Regions from separate parts of the Homo sapiens genome. Here regions 1 and 3 are each linked to region 2. The links are chromatin loops, found by intact Hi-C in ENCODE. Cell type or tissue: heart right ventricle. All regions are shown on one strand. Region 1 overlaps LRCH1 (leucine rich repeats and calponin homology domain containing 1). Region 2 overlaps LRCH1 (leucine rich repeats and calponin homology domain containing 1). Region 3 overlaps LRCH1 (leucine rich repeats and calponin homology domain containing 1).

The links. Peaks named below come from ENCODE experiments on the same cell type or tissue, not always from the same donor. Only the 100,000 strongest peaks of a DNase experiment are listed, where the experiment ranks them.
Region 1: it touches region 2 in a loop (2.0-fold over the local background); 15 of 110 quality-filtered maps call a loop at or near these places.
Region 3: a loop joins it to region 2, with 2.5 times the contacts of the local background. A loop is called at or near these places in 15 of 110 quality-filtered maps.

Annotation. Positions count from the first base shown.
Region 1 is chr13:46,600,446-46,605,445 of GRCh38, forward strand. The region is part of intron 1 of LRCH1 (leucine rich repeats and calponin homology domain containing 1); the gene reads left to right. Among named protein-coding and RNA genes, the nearest start is that of LRCH1, 50 kb to the left of the region's middle. In heart right ventricle, a CTCF peak has its summit at 3,086 (motif pointing right); a DNase peak (open chromatin) is centred at 4,840; H3K27ac peaks cover 4,541 bases.
Region 2 is chr13:46,676,967-46,681,966 of GRCh38, forward strand. It overlaps LRCH1 (leucine rich repeats and calponin homology domain containing 1), which reads left to right. Exons shown (of 20, transcript NM_001164211.2): 4 at 4,775-4,880. Among named protein-coding and RNA genes, the nearest start is that of ESD, 120 kb to the right of the region's middle. In heart right ventricle, a CTCF peak has its summit at 3,079; DNase peaks (open chromatin) are centred at 2,735 and 2,999; H3K4me3 peaks cover 1,223 bases; H3K27ac peaks cover 2,791 bases.
Region 3 is chr13:46,612,438-46,617,437 of GRCh38, forward strand. All of the region lies in intron 1 of LRCH1 (leucine rich repeats and calponin homology domain containing 1), which reads left to right. Among named protein-coding and RNA genes, the nearest start is that of LRCH1, 62 kb to the left of the region's middle. In heart right ventricle, CTCF peaks have their summits at 2,307 (motif pointing left) and 3,419; no DNase peak of the experiment used is centred here; H3K4me3 peaks cover 964 bases; H3K27ac peaks cover 3,651 bases.

The DNA of each region.
Region 1 (5,000 bases), 77 kb before region 2:
TTCACTTTTGTTTGCCTTTCCTTGGGTCATGGTCCTAATTGCTGTTCCCTTTGGCTGCAGTTATTCAAAACTGAATTTACTGCTGAGCCTAAGACAGTGTTTTTCAAACTTTTAAAATTAAGACACCCAGTAAGAAATATGTTTTACAGTTTTTTTACATCCTGACCAGATTTACACACACACACACACACACACACACACACACACACAGAACCTGAAGTATTTGTTGCAAGTTGCAGATGTTTACAGTTACTGCTAAGGATATGTGTTTCCATTTAATTTACATAAAATACTGTTCATTGAATTGATTTTATGACTCACATTATTTCATCATGCAGTTTAACAAATACTGAGCACTGGTGTCACAGAACTTTGTCGTTCATGCTCTTTAGCAACAGTCAGCTTTTCTGCTCATGACTGATGGCCTATTGCTATGATTCTGTTAGCGCTTTAAAGCAATTTGATTGTCAAAGTCATGTTAGCTCTGGTTGTGTATTCAGTTACTCAGTTTCACCTTTACAGGCAGCTGCTCCTTGGGAAATGGGGCTTGCTGAGCAGGTTGAATGTTCCATAGAATCAGATCTATACTTTGGGGAACTCAGCAGTATGGGAATCACAAGCCAACCCACCCTATCCGTTAAAGGGCTCAGGCCCATTGGTCTCCATTGTCACTTAGACTAGCACAACATCACCTACCTCATGGATGCTTTGAGGGCAGGGCCGGTTTTGTTTTTCTTTTTATTCCTCAGAGCCCGCAGCATGATTCCTTGTGTGGAGAATATGCATCAGCCTTGGCTCTGGTCCTCTCTTCACTGTCCCTCTTCTCCTCCCTACAGAAAACAGCAAAGCATGTATAGAAAGAGATGTGCAGACTGTGTGGAATGACCTGAGGGGTAACTTGCTTAGAGGGTAGAGACTGTTGTGTGTAAAAACTTATGTTTGAGGCAAATTGCAGGAAAAAGTTCTTTAAATGAAGGAAAGATAAGATTATAAGTTTTTTAAAAAGTTGTCTTAATGAATAGAGGAGAATGACTAGTCATTATTTCATAGATCATAGGTACATAGGTGATTTTAAAGGTTGAGTGACTGGTCCCTTGAGGTTAGTTCAATGTCCTCTTGTAATCTGAATTTTTTCATCAAATTCTTTTAAATCCAGGTGGGGCTCAGCTCCCTCTGAAGTATCACAAAACCCTAAATGAATTAGGTTAATAAGACTAATTATATTTCCATAGCAATGTTTAAGTGGCCTGCTGCCCAATCACCTTCCAAGCCCTGCTCTGTTGGGTTTCTTTTTACCCAGTCATGATCACGTAGGACCAGGCTGTTTTTCGTAGGGGGTTATGGAGTCGCAATGCCTGGGGTGTTAGGAATATAGGCTGGGCTTGTATCATAGTACCCACGCCGCTGCCTAACTCTTGATATCCAGTGACTGAGTTGGACTTTGTAGCTGCTTTCTCTTTATTAGGAGAAAAGAGCTTGTTTAATAAACCTAAGAATTAATAGCCTGTGTTCAGTAGTTGGATTTGTAACCTGAATGTTTTTATGTCTACTGACTTGCAACGTTGTCATATAAATTAAAGATCATAGATCCAGCTATGGTTTAAAGGTGACTTCCAGGACATGGATTTGAAAGATCAGAATTTGAATCTCATCTCTTTCCATTCTAGCTTGGTAACCTTGAGGAAACCACTTAACTTCTCTAAGCCTCAAAGGTGTCAAGTAGATTAATGCAACTATGTATAGCTGACCCTGAGGAATTTTTGGTTCCGCTAGAATAAAGCTTGAATTTTTGGACATTAGAAGGATCTTTGAAGATGATGTAGCTTCGTTGTGTAACTGAAGACCAGAGAAATTTAAGTGAGTTTCCTGGAATAGTTTATGCCTCTGCTTCCTGTGTCATGATTACCACCCAGAACACGTGCTTAATTGGGGACAGGTAATCCATTCAGGGTGAAGAACATGGCTTTTGGGTCAGTCTGCAGTGGATCTAAATCAGCCCCCTGCTGTTTACTGTGTCTGTAGTCTAGAAAAAGCTATTTAACTTCTTGCAGATTTAGCCTAACTATGAAATTAAATTGGGGATTTAAAAAAACTCATAGGGACGTGGTGAGGCTTGACTGAGATAAATTTATGCAAAGCTCTTAGCACAATGGCTAGTACCCAGAAAGTGCTCAACATTATTATTATTTCCTAATTGAAGGGCATTGATGATTTAAAATAAAATGGAGGCTGGGTACAGGCTCATGTCTGTAATCCCTACACTTTGGGAGGCCGAGTTGGGTGGAACACTTGAGCCCAGGACTTTGAGACTAGATTGGGCAACATGGTAAAACTCCATCTCTATAAAAAATACACAAATTAGCTGACTGCGGTGGTGCCTGTAGCCCCAGCTACTGAAGAGGCTGAGGTGGGAGGATGGATTGAGCCCCGGAGGTCAGTGCTGCAGTGAACCATGATTGTGCCACTGTGCTCCAGCCTGGGCAACAGAGCAAGACCCGGTCAACAAATACATACATGCATACATACATGCATGCATACATACATACATACATACATACATGTAAATAATTAAATAACTCATTTCTTGTCAGATAAATGGCTGTATCTTTATAATAAGATATCTGTATCCTGTGACTTCATCCTGTAAATAATTTTGTGCCTCTTGTGCTTTCTATGATCTAGGGAGGAGAAAGCTAATTCTTCTTCATTTTATGCACGGAGCAGAGACACGGAGAGCCTCTAATTTATTTCTTCTTGGTGTGGCCCTGTTTTCTGAGCATGGGTGTGTCTGATCCCTGGGGAGAGCAGAGCCACACTGTGGATCTGAGGTGCTGGGAAGCCATCCAGTTTCCTCCTCCTGACCCTGACTCAAGTCTTCCCTGAAATCTCTGTCAGCCCCATTCTCTTTCTGTCAGCCCCATTCTCTTTCTGTCAGCCGCCCTCCTTACATAACCCAAATGGGTTGTTTGCAAAGCTAGTGTCGCTGAGGTGTTCTGTGTACAACAGAAAAGAATCTAGGGAGGATTCCTATGTGTCACTAAAGCCAGTAATTAAGTGGACAACAGGGGGAGCTAACACTGAATGCACCAATAAATTTCAAGACTCCTGCTACCCTAGGTAACCGAGTCAATAGTATTAGAAACCATTTTAAGCATTGGTAGTTTTAAACATGCTGTTTAAAAACAATTTTAAATTTACCTTCACTTTTCTAATTGGATACTTTACTATTCAGAGTACTATGAGATGAGGGTCTCGCTTTGGAGTGCAGGGGACTGATCTTGGCTTACTGCAGCCTCAATCTCCTGGGCTCAAGCGATCCTCCCACCTCAGCCTCCTGAGTAGCTGAGACTATAGGCTCGTGCCACCATAGCTGGCTAATTTTTAATTTTTTTGTAGAGATGGGGTCTCACTATGTTGCCCAGGCTGGTCTTGAACTCCTGGCCTCAAGCAATCCTCCTGCCTTGGCCTTCTAAAATGTTGGCATTATAGGCGTGAGCCACCATGCCCGGCCAAACTTCTTTTGAAATTAGCTTGTTGATTCTTCCTCACCTCCCAGTTGTTTTTGTGCCAGAATTAATTTTTCTCCTTGTATTATAGAATAGTTTGGAGGAGTATTGAAAGAATTAGGGGGTAGAGTTGCCAGATGTAGCAAATAAAAATACAAGACACCCAGTTAAATGTGAATTTCATATAAATAACTACTTTTTTTTTGCTATACATATGTCCCATGCAATATTTGAGACATACTTATACTAAAAGATTGTTAATTATCTGAAATTCAGATCTAACTGGGCATCCTGTATTTTATCTGGCAACCCTAACTGGGGTGGGGATGGTGAGGAGGGCCTTGGATGTGGCCAGAGGAGAGGTGTCAGAGCCTCAGGTGTCTTCTTGTGGGTGACCGAGGTGGCTGCAGCACAGTAGCCTTGCTCCCTGGGTCTGGGGCCTGTGCCTTCTCCCTGTAGTCACTTAGAATAGGATGATGGGGGTGGCTCAAGGCAGTGGAATAAATTAATTCTGAAGGAACACACTGGGCCAGAGTCCTAGAACAGTTTACTTAATGATAGTGTTATTTTAATTTTCAATTGTTTGCCTTTCTTCCCTGTGATACGGAATAAACATGAAATTGTATCTGGAGCGGAGCAGGCAGAACTTACATCTTGTTGGTCTTGTTCTGCCCTCAGCCTCTGATGTTCTACAAGGTTTATCCTTTTGTTTCTTTTTTTATTATCCAAGGAATGAGATATGCCAGAAAAATGTGACAGGTATTTATGAAATGCTTTGAACTAGGTGAGCTTAGAGCATAAGTAATTTTAGGTCATTTATCTCATCACAACACTATCTACAGAGTTTTAACCCTTATCATAAGGAACAGACCATGATGACACTGACATTATCAACATAACGACACACATGCTTTTCTATTCCTAATGCTTTGGTGAGAGAAACTGGGGCATCGGAGAATGTTCTCAGCCATATTTTTGATATGGCCTAAGGTATAATGAACAAAAGCTTAGATGAGAAAAGTCCATCTGATTGATGCCTGGCTAATTGACAGCCAATTATGTCATGGTGCCAGTTCTTAAAGAAATTGACCCATTAATCCCTTTGTGTGGAGAGGCCAGCCAGCAGGCATCTGCTTTCTTAGCATGCAGCAGTACTGAAAAGTTTATTGAAATAATCGTCACCTGTCCTTTCCAAATCTTAATTCTTCTGAGTTTAAACATGTTTTCTCTAAGGAAAGTCGGATTGACATGAAATCACACATGTCTGGAATTATCTCTGAGTCCTTTATAAACAGACCAAGACTTGGAAGGGCACACCTTAGGTTACAGAGTGTTTTCCTGGGCTGGGCTCCAAAGCTTCCTGACTATTGAACAATAATGTGTTCTTTCCATGCTACTTTATATATTTATTTTACAGAAGCCTTGTGCCTTTTATCCGTTCATATCCACTTTGAAAACTTACTTGTGGCCTGCCAGAGCAGAGGTACAAAAAAT
Region 2 (5,000 bases):
TCAGGGTTTCCTAATGTTCTCTAGGCTGGTCTAAAACTCCAGAGCTCAAGCGATCTGCCCACCTTGGCCTTCCAAAGTGCTGGGAATATAGGCATGAAACATCGTGCCCGGCCTATGTTGGTTTTCACTAGACATCATTCCTTAAAAAAATACTTCTAGTCAGCCGGGCACGGTGGCTCACGCCTGTAATTCCAACACTTTGGGAGGCCAAAGCGGGTGGATCACCTGAGGTCAGGAGTTCGAGACCAGCCTGGCCAACATGGTGAAACCTCGTCTCTACTAAAAATACAAAAAAAAAAAAAAAAAAAAAAAGTTAGCCATGTGTGGTGGCACACACCTGTAATCTCAGCTACCTGGGAGACTGAGGCGGGAGAATCGCTTGAACCTGGGCGGCAGAGGTTTGCAGTGAGCCAAGATCGCGCCATCGCACTCCAATCTGGGCGACAGAGCGAGACAATGTCTCAAAACAAAACAAAACAAAAAAAACTTCTAGTCTCTTTTACCATATTGCTTTCTGAAAGTGAGTATAACCTAGTTTAATAATCCCTGAATTTATTCTCCGAATTTAAATCCTTGTTATTTTTGCATTCTGAAGGTCAGTTAGCAACGAGCACTTAGTAACAAAAATATATTAAACTCCAACATGGTTTTAATACTTCTAGAGACTCTTTTTATTGTGATGAGGAGAGAATCTTATTTCTAAAGTTTTTCTTTTGGTTACCTAAAAACATGATGACCAGTGGAAAGTAAGTATGTGTTAAGTCACAGTTCAAATTCTCTATTTTGTTTTTTATCTAAATGACAAAGTTGGACTGACTGGTCTATAAAAAACTTAAACTTGAGTATTTATATTACTATAATTAGATTCGTTTCTATCAAAAAGAATAAATTCAGTAAATATTTATAACATGCTCATGATTCTTTCTGATCTGCCTGTGTATTTGTGGTATTATAGTACTAACTATAGGGTGCTATGATTTCACTGAAGTTTGGAATCATTCTCTAAGACATAGCTTAGGGCTAATAGAAAATTCAGAAGGGATTCATTTGACTATTTTAATAAATAACTGAATATGGAATTTATAAGCTGATAAATTCTTACTAATTGCCGAAGTTGAGGCATTAGTGTTGTTTTTATTTACATTCATTTTCCTAAATCGTATCTTCTTTAAATCAGTCTGTAAAATTCATACCTTATCTTAGGCTGAATTTGAACAAAAGTGTTCTAGAGAACAAGGCCATTCTAGAAATATTGCTTTTACATTTTCAAAACAGGAGTATTTTATCCCCAAACACCTAGACTATTATCTCCTGTTTCTTTCTCCTTAACCCCCAGCTAATTCAGATAGTGACCCATGGGGTTTTATTTTTGTGATGAATTTATAACCTTTTTAAAACGTGGCAAGTTTCAATGCCTTGTGGGAATAGAGTTTTGCACTATTTCTACAATATTGATTACACAGTAGTGAAATGTTATCTTATGTGCTAAATCTGCTTGGGCGTTTTCCCCCCATTATTTGTCAGGACAGGAAGTAATTGACAACAGTGCAGAGTACTATTAAAATAATTTGACCTTCACCATATACCCTCCAAAATGTGAATGGACAATTGGACTTTGTGTTTTGAATTGTCTACAGATATCCTGTCCTCTAAATCAGAAGGAAAAAAACTTGTATTTATCGTTACAGGAAGTTTTTTAAAGTAAATTGACCATTTTCCCTACTGCCAAATAAGTTTTCAAATATCGCTAGGGGGAGTTGATTTTTTAATAAGGCTATTATGTTAGAAACATACGATGGAAAAAAATCACCTTATGATTAGAGAAACAGCATATTTTGATTTCCTAGCTAACTCAACCATGACCAGCAAAGAGCAAGGTGAGTATAGTTCACACTAAAAAATGGAATAAGGCTTAGTTTCATCTCATGCTGTGAATAACGTGCTACCTAAATGTATCTGTTATCTTTTTGCTTTCCTCTCCTCCTTCCTTATTTATTCAGAGAAAGATTTTTAAAAAATTATGTCTTTGAAGCTTCTGGAAATTGTCAGTTTCATATTGAAAATCTGTGATTTCCATAATTTATATAAGGATCTTTCTCGTGCTGTCACTCACAAGACTGAAAAAACTTGTTTTAGATGCCAATAACGTCCATTTTCTCTAGAGATGGCAAATAATTCCTTCTAATTCTTCCCCACGAGCACGCCCATTTCTCCTGCCAACAACATCACCCAAGTGACTGTATCTGGTCATGAGTTCCATAGAAGGATTTGATTTCCTGCATTTCTAGGACTCACCTGTGTGGTATTTGTGTGAGGACTCTTTTAAAATAGGATGGAATGGCACCTTTTGCTTATTTGTAACTTAGTTAAGGCAAAGAAAGCTTTCATTGAAAGCATTTGATTGTTGGCTCTTGTGACTGAGCAAAGGCCCCCGTAATTGGGAAAAGATGGCATTTCACTGTTCTCTTCTCCCATGTGGAAATACATTCGGAAAGGCAGGGCAATTTACTGACTCAGCGAGGGGCTGAGAGTGACTGAACACGATCTCTGGACCTCCTAATTCTGTAATTACTTCCTTTGACGTTTTTGTCTCTGCAGATGTGCTTGTGGAGTTTGTTTCTGTTTTTGTTTTAAACACTGGAAGTGTTTTTCTCAAACTTGTGTGTGACTTTTCTGGGCCAGGAGGGATAGAGCAACCGCAGTTGGGGGTGATGCTGCTGAACACCCGGTGCTCTCAGCCCGTGCCACCCCACCTCCCCCATCAGACAGCTGTACAGAGAAGCTTGGGGAGGTATCTGCACTGTGCACACTCAGCCTTTATAGAGGACAACTTCATTCCTTTTTAGCAAGAGTGATACTGTTCCTCTTCATCGGGTGGTATCCATTGAGCACTGTCCTGGTGAGGACAGGTTGATAGATCACCTGAAGCCTTTTAGATGAGACCAGGTTAGAGGGCAGGGATCAACTGTGTTGTGTACAGCCTGGTCTAAATGTGGAGCCTGGGGGTGTTCACTGGATTGGTCGATGATGAGTTCATCTTATTTGAATGAAAGTGAAACAGATTTCTGAAACGAGGCTCTGCTGCCTTCTATGGTGAAAGGGGAGAGCTTTTCCAGGTTCAAAAGTAAAGCGGGATATTTAAGGCCTTGATCTCACTGGAATCATTTGTATCTTTAGTTCTGTGATGCCAAGTGGGACCTGCATGGGATTTGGTATGTATGTTGGAGCATCCTGGGTCCTAGGGTCCTGGAGACAGAAGGAGCCACAGTATTATGGAGTGTCACTGTAAGTGGATTTTAGAAGTTTGATCCAACATTTATTGATCCCTTACTTTATACTTGGCACTCCACCTGGCAGTGGGAGGATGGAATGAATAAGACATGGTCCCTCCCACCCAGGAGCTCATAGGTTTAAAGGGGAATGTAAACCCATGAGCAAATGACTTACAGTGACATGCTATCTAAAGGACCACACAAGAAGAAGTGGTCAGTCTCCCTGGGCATTAGATCAGAGTGGGAGAGGTGGGGGAAGCCTCGTGAAAGATTTCACGAAAGAGGTTGAGGCTTGAATTAAGTCTTTAAAAATGAGTCAGTGGGACAAGAGGACAATATTGGGGACTGGCATATCAGGCAGGGAAGGAGCATGAACAAGTTTGGGAATTATGAAATACTGAAAACTGCCAGAAGCAGTAACATGGCTGGAGTGTAGGTTGTGAGGAGGGACATTCAGAGAAAAAGTGCTGGAGAAATGGACAGACCTCATCATAGATACTGGCCTTACTGCCCAGTTTGGACTTTATAGTTGTTGAGGAGCCTCTGCAAGTGTTTAAGCTGGTGAACAGCATGATGGCATTTGCACTCTGGCCGCTCTGTGAAGGATGCATCCAAGGCGGAGACTGATGTATGGAAACCAGTCAGGAGATCATGATAGCACCCAGCTAAGAGAGAGCACTGGTCTACACTGCAGGAGTAGCTGGGGGTGTGTGGGGGAGTGAAGAGCCCAGCACGGCTCCCAGAGCCAAGAGGAAGAGTGGGATTCAGGGAGATCCTAAGGATATAGAAGATTATAAATGTCAAGGCCTCCATTTCTCATGTGTCAAGAGGGGATTCCAATCAAGGCTTAATTGAGTATTTGCTTCCTAAAGCAAAGAAGACAAGAATTGCTTGTGAAGTGTATGGCAAGGTGGTCAGCTGTAAGATTTCTAGCCTGTGGTGAAGAACTCCATTTTAAATAAATAGTGCATCCAAACATTGCATTAATATTCTAGTTCTTCACTGCAAAATGTGAGAGTTTGGTAAAATAAGATGCATTGTAGTCTTGTTTAGAGGCACGATGGGATAGTGGCTAAACGGTGAGCTGGTAATTCATTTCTAGTGTTAACTCTGGCACTTGCATGCTTTGGGCGACTGGCTAAACTTTTCTGAGCCCCACTTTTTGATTTGTAAATATTAGGCTAGCAATATTGCCCAATGGGTTTGTGGTGAGAATTCAGTAAAATCGAAGCATGTCAAAGTGGCAGGCCAGAGGCTGGTGAAGCAGCTGGCGAATGCTACTAATGTCCACCCTTTCTCCATTTTTCTCTCCTGTGAGGGAGTTTAAAATGTTCAGCTTTCTCTTCTCTGTGCTGAGTCTTAATGCTAGGGACCTGGAGATGAATATAAAAGTGTACCTGTGTAGTTGTCCAAATATTTAAATTCCTTAAGGAGATTTCACATGAAATGCTTGATTTCCTGGAAAAAGATGTTTATTATTTCTCTCTCTGCTTTTGATACAGGATGTCAGCTGCAACGAGATCACAGCGTTGCCCCAGCAGATAGGTCAGTTGAAATCTCTACGAGAACTGAATGTCAGAAGAAATTACCTTAAAGTTTTACCACAAGGTAAAAAAGAAAGAGGGAAAATGAAGAAAATGGGAGACTTGCATTATTTTATGTTTTGGGGGGTTTACTTTTGTGAAGAGGGTCGATCTTTGTGTGTGTGTGTGTGTGTGTGTGTGTGTG
Region 3 (5,000 bases), 65 kb before region 2:
ACATGACATAATGCTGTGCCACCTTGCCTATTCTGTCGTGGGCTCCAAATGTAAATTCATCAGAAGAGCTCACAGCTTTGTTGAATCTCCTGCCTCTTTGGGGAGATAGGCTCATATGTCTCAATTTTGAAGCACCCCTCTTGGAATGAGGTCAGTTAGACCACTCCAAGGACCACTCTCTTTTCTTCTTTGTATTTTCTGGGGAAAACGTATAGCTAGCATGCTGGGACTGTTTGTTTTGAATGAGTTTGTTTATGAGTTTTCAAAACAAAATTATGAAAAAAAGGGAAGTTTCCAACTCCTTGTGCATGTCTTGCTGGCTAAGCAGATGATCTCTAAAAACAGATTACAATATCATTTTGAAGGTAACAAAGGTATCTTCCTTGCTTATCTTTAAGGCTGCATATTTTATTGTTTATACATTGGCCAATTAGGAACTGAAATTTAAGAAAGACAGTCATTTTAACCTATTGAAGTCACAGAATGAAATGATGAAGTAATCGTATGTGTTCCCAGTTTAGCATATATGTATATATATGCATTGATGAATAATATGATTTGTTGTAAACAAATGAAAAACTGCAGAAACCTGTAATTTGTACATTATTATTTCAGATCACCGTAACAAATATTACCAGGTTTTTAATTTTCTTTAAAAAAATGCATTTCTAGGGCTGGGCGTGGTGGCTCACGCCTGTAATCCCAGCACTTTGGGAGGCCAAGGCAGGAGGATCACGAGGTCAGGAGATCGAGACCATCCTGGCCAACATGGTGAAACCCTGTCTCTACTAAAAAGACAAAAATTAGCCGAGCGTGGTGGCACGTGCCTGTAGTCCCAGCTGCTCGGGAGGCTGAGGCAGGAGAATTGCTTGAACCAGGGAGTCAGAGGTTGCAATGAGCCAAGATTGCGGCTGCACTCCTGCCTGGTGACAGAGCGAGACCCCGTCTGAAAAAAAAAAAAGAAAAAAAGATTTTCTAAAATTGTATTTATACTCTCTGCTCCTTCCCCATCAGCCATCAACGCTTCCCTCCCTCCCTCTCCCTTCCTTAATGATAAGCCCTCAGCTTTGCTCAGGACTCAGCCTCCCATGTGGTTTTGGTAAGTGGTCTAAGACCTGAGGCCCAAAGCGTGATTGGCTGATGCTGTGATTTCTCAGCCTGGTTGCGCATTAGAATCACCCTGGGAGCTTTAGAATCCAGATGCCTGGGCTCTACTCACAGAGATTCTGATTTAATTGGTGTGTTGCAGAACCTGACTTGAGCCATTTCGAAATGGGTCATTGATAGCTTGTAGCTGTAACGATTCAAACATATACAACATAAGCAGGGTGACCACAGAAGTTATTCTCTAAGTCTGGTATGTTCCTAAATGTCCTCTAAATTCTTATCTTCCACTCCAGGGCTTTTGAAGTGGCCTGATCCAAACACCTTCTTTCCGACATTAAAAACATTAGCCGGTTATTTTGCCTCATCAGCACTTCCTACACTTCCTTAGGTGAGCCAGGTTGCTTTTAATCTCTTGGAGCTGCCTTCGTTAATAGGCCTTTTTTTTTTCTTTTTTGTTTTAAATTGTATGTATTGAAAGTATACAACATGATATTTGATATACATATTCCTAGTGAAGTAATTACTACAATTAAATTAACACACCCATCATTTCACATAGTTACCTTTCTTTTTTTGTGGCGAGAGTACCTAAAATCTACTATCATAGCAAATTTGTAATATATAATGCAATATTATTAACGACAATACTTGTGTGGTACTCTAGATTTTTTCATCCAAGATAACTGCATCTTTGTATGCTTTGATCTATATCTCCCCATTTTCCCTGCCCCTCCCGATTATGCCTTTTGAGGCAGTATAGTGTGACAGTTAGCCATCACTGAATTCTGGGGGCCTTTTGTCTATTCCAGGGAGATGAAATTGTTAGAGAAAGATTAGGAGAAAGAATATGAAAAGGACTTAGAGAGGATACAAAATCATGAAGTCACAAATACCTGCCAAACAAATCCACATAAGGAGAAAATAAAGAAATGTCAGATTCATAAAAGATCAAAAAACCCAAACTGTTCTTAGAGGGAAAAGCATGCACAGTTAAGGAAACTTTTTTTAAAAAGTTTTAATAAAATCTGATCTCTAGTGGTAAATACTGTTTCCCAATTACACCTAGACTTTTATCGTGAATCAGGTTTTCTAGTTGACATTGTTGTTTTTCATTTGAAAATGAATGCTGTGTATTCTCCTTGTTTCAATTCCCTTATGTATTTTTGTGTTAACTCCCTCTGCCGGGGAGCGCCAGACTCAGATGAAAGGTATTATGACATTCGAGATGAATAATGACGTAAGAAGGACTTACTCTATTGTATATCACGGTGCAGTATCAAAACATTTTGTCCCATGAGGAGAGGCAGTGAGTCAGAAAATCCTGTTGGAATTGTATTATAATGTAGAAAACCATTTCAGAATTACTGTCTGACATTTGGGCAGCTGGGACTTTGAGCTCATTCCACGGCCACCCCACCTTAGACATTTTATTAGGAAGATGCTATTCTTTTTTAGGGCTATCACTGGATCTTTGTCCTCACTGATGAATTAATTAGGTAGGTAATAATGAATCTGAGTTATTACTGCTGACAATTTAGTCTTATTCTTAAAAACGTTCATTTCATGGTGTGTTACTCTGTTCTGTGTTGCAATAAAGGAATACCTGAGACTGGGTAATTTATAAAGAAAAGAGGTTTTATTGGCTCATGGTTCTGCAGGCTCTGCAAGCATGGCACCAGCATCTGCTCCGCTACCTGTGAGGCCTAGGAACCTTGTAATCAAGGCAGAAGGCTAAGGGGGAGCAGGCAAGACACACGGCGAAAGAGGGAGCAAGAGAGAGCAAGGGAGGAGGGGCCTTGCTCTTTTAACCAACCAGCTCTTGTGTGAACTCAGAATAGGAACTCACTTGCTATGGCAAGGACAGGACCAAGCCATTCATGAGTGATCCGTCCCTGTGACCCAAACGCCTCCCACTAGGCCTCACCTCCAACATTGGAGGTCACATTTCAACATGAGATTTGGAGGGGGAAAAAACCTCCAAACCTCATCACATGGTTAAGTGGCATAAGATGCAACTCTAGGAATTTTTGCTTTTTTAAAACCCAGCTTCGAGCTCCCTTCCATTCCTTCATCAAGATATTCATGATGGATCTGCATTGGGACCTGCTTTTGTCTTATTGTTTCCCAAGACTAAAAAGGGTTTTCAGCGCAAGTGTTCTCGTAATGTTTTTGTCCCCAAGATTGGATGTTTTTCAGTTGTATTATCTCCCCATATTTCTGACATGTACAGACGTGCCCAGCTATGATAGTCTGTGTGGATGGTCTTAAAAATGAGTTATCATTATGAATAGTTTGATGGAAAGATTTCCCAGGAAGCATTATGCTTTGAGTGTTGGGGAAGAGAAGCCACCAGATGTCGTGTAGGCCCTTGTCCCTTTACTGCCTTTCCTCTCTGTTTGTACCCCTGTACAAGGCAGCTCTTGTGGTTACGATTTGTTAACAATTTGAGTAGCTCCCTTATATTTTGCTTCTAGAGTAATTAAACATTGTTTCTTAGAAATGTAAACATGGGACTTAGAATTACGATGCAGTAATGCATTTGGCAGCTGAACTGTGTACTGGGAAAAGAAAAATATCCTGGAGCGGGTTTAAGTTTCGCAGATAAGAAAAATGGCTTTATTTAGTGAATTGGAACAATACAAGACCTGTGCCCTGAAGTCAGTACTTTCTCTTCCCAGATGAGTTTCCCCAGGCACAAGACCAACTTCTAAAATAAAACTTGAAAGTAAATGGCAAAAACCAGAAACAGAGCCCTGTAAACTAGACTTTTATGCTACGGCGCCATAAAAATAACTTATTTGCTATCAAAATAAGCTTAAACAGAACCTTTGTCTGACAGATGACTTTTCCTCTCCCCTTAACCTGACAGCACCCCCAACCCAGTCTTTGGTCATAAGCCTGACAGCACGGTGAGATACAAGTTCCTAGTGGCAGTGGAGGCTGATGTTTATTATTTAGAGAGTTTCTGAAAATGAAAGTGTAATGTCTTGAGTCACTTACTTCCAAATTCTTCCCAGAGAACTTTAAATAGTGTTGTATTAAAAAACAGGAGTAAACAATCATTCGTAAAACACACCCCAGAATAAATCTCTTATTTCTGCATGAAGGCAACTGATCTGAAACATTTTTTCTATGTGCCTTTTAGAGACGGCACCAAATTTCATGCGCGTTCGTGTGAAGAGACCACCAAACAGGCTTTGTGTGAGCAACATGGCTGTTTATTTCACCTGGGTGCTGGTGGGCTGAGTCCGAAAAGAGAGTCAGCAAAGGGTGGTGGATTATCATTAGTTCTTATAGGTTTTGGGATAGGCGGTGAAGTTAAGAGCAATGTTTTGCGGGCAGGAGTGGATCTCACAAAGTACATTCTCAAGGGTGAGGAGAATTACAAAGAACCTTCTTAAGGGTGGGGGAGATTACAAAGTACATTGATCAGTTAGGGTGGGGCAGGAACAAATCACAATGGTGGAATGTCATCAGTTAAGGCTATTTTTACTTCTTTTGTGGATCTTCAGTTACTTCAGGCCATCTGGATGTATACGTGCAAGTCACAGGGGATGCGATGGCTTGGCTTGGGCTCAGAGGCCTGACAATAACACAGTGCTCAAAACTGTCAGATAGCCTGTGTCAGGTCTGAAGATGTGATTTTGGTTGTTTATACTTGGATGCTTTGGATGGGAATAGCCCTGGAGTCAGCCCTTCATTTCAGGCAGAGGAGCAGAGGAGTGTGAGTTAGACACAACTTTGGATCAGGGGCCAGGAAAACTTGGTTGTCATCCTGGACCAGTTACTAACTCGCTGTGTGGGCAAGTCACTTCATTTGTCTAAGTCTCTCTTTTTCCTTTTGTAAAATAAGGATGTCGGCAAATCTGTGTGGTCCCTTCCAACAGTGTTTT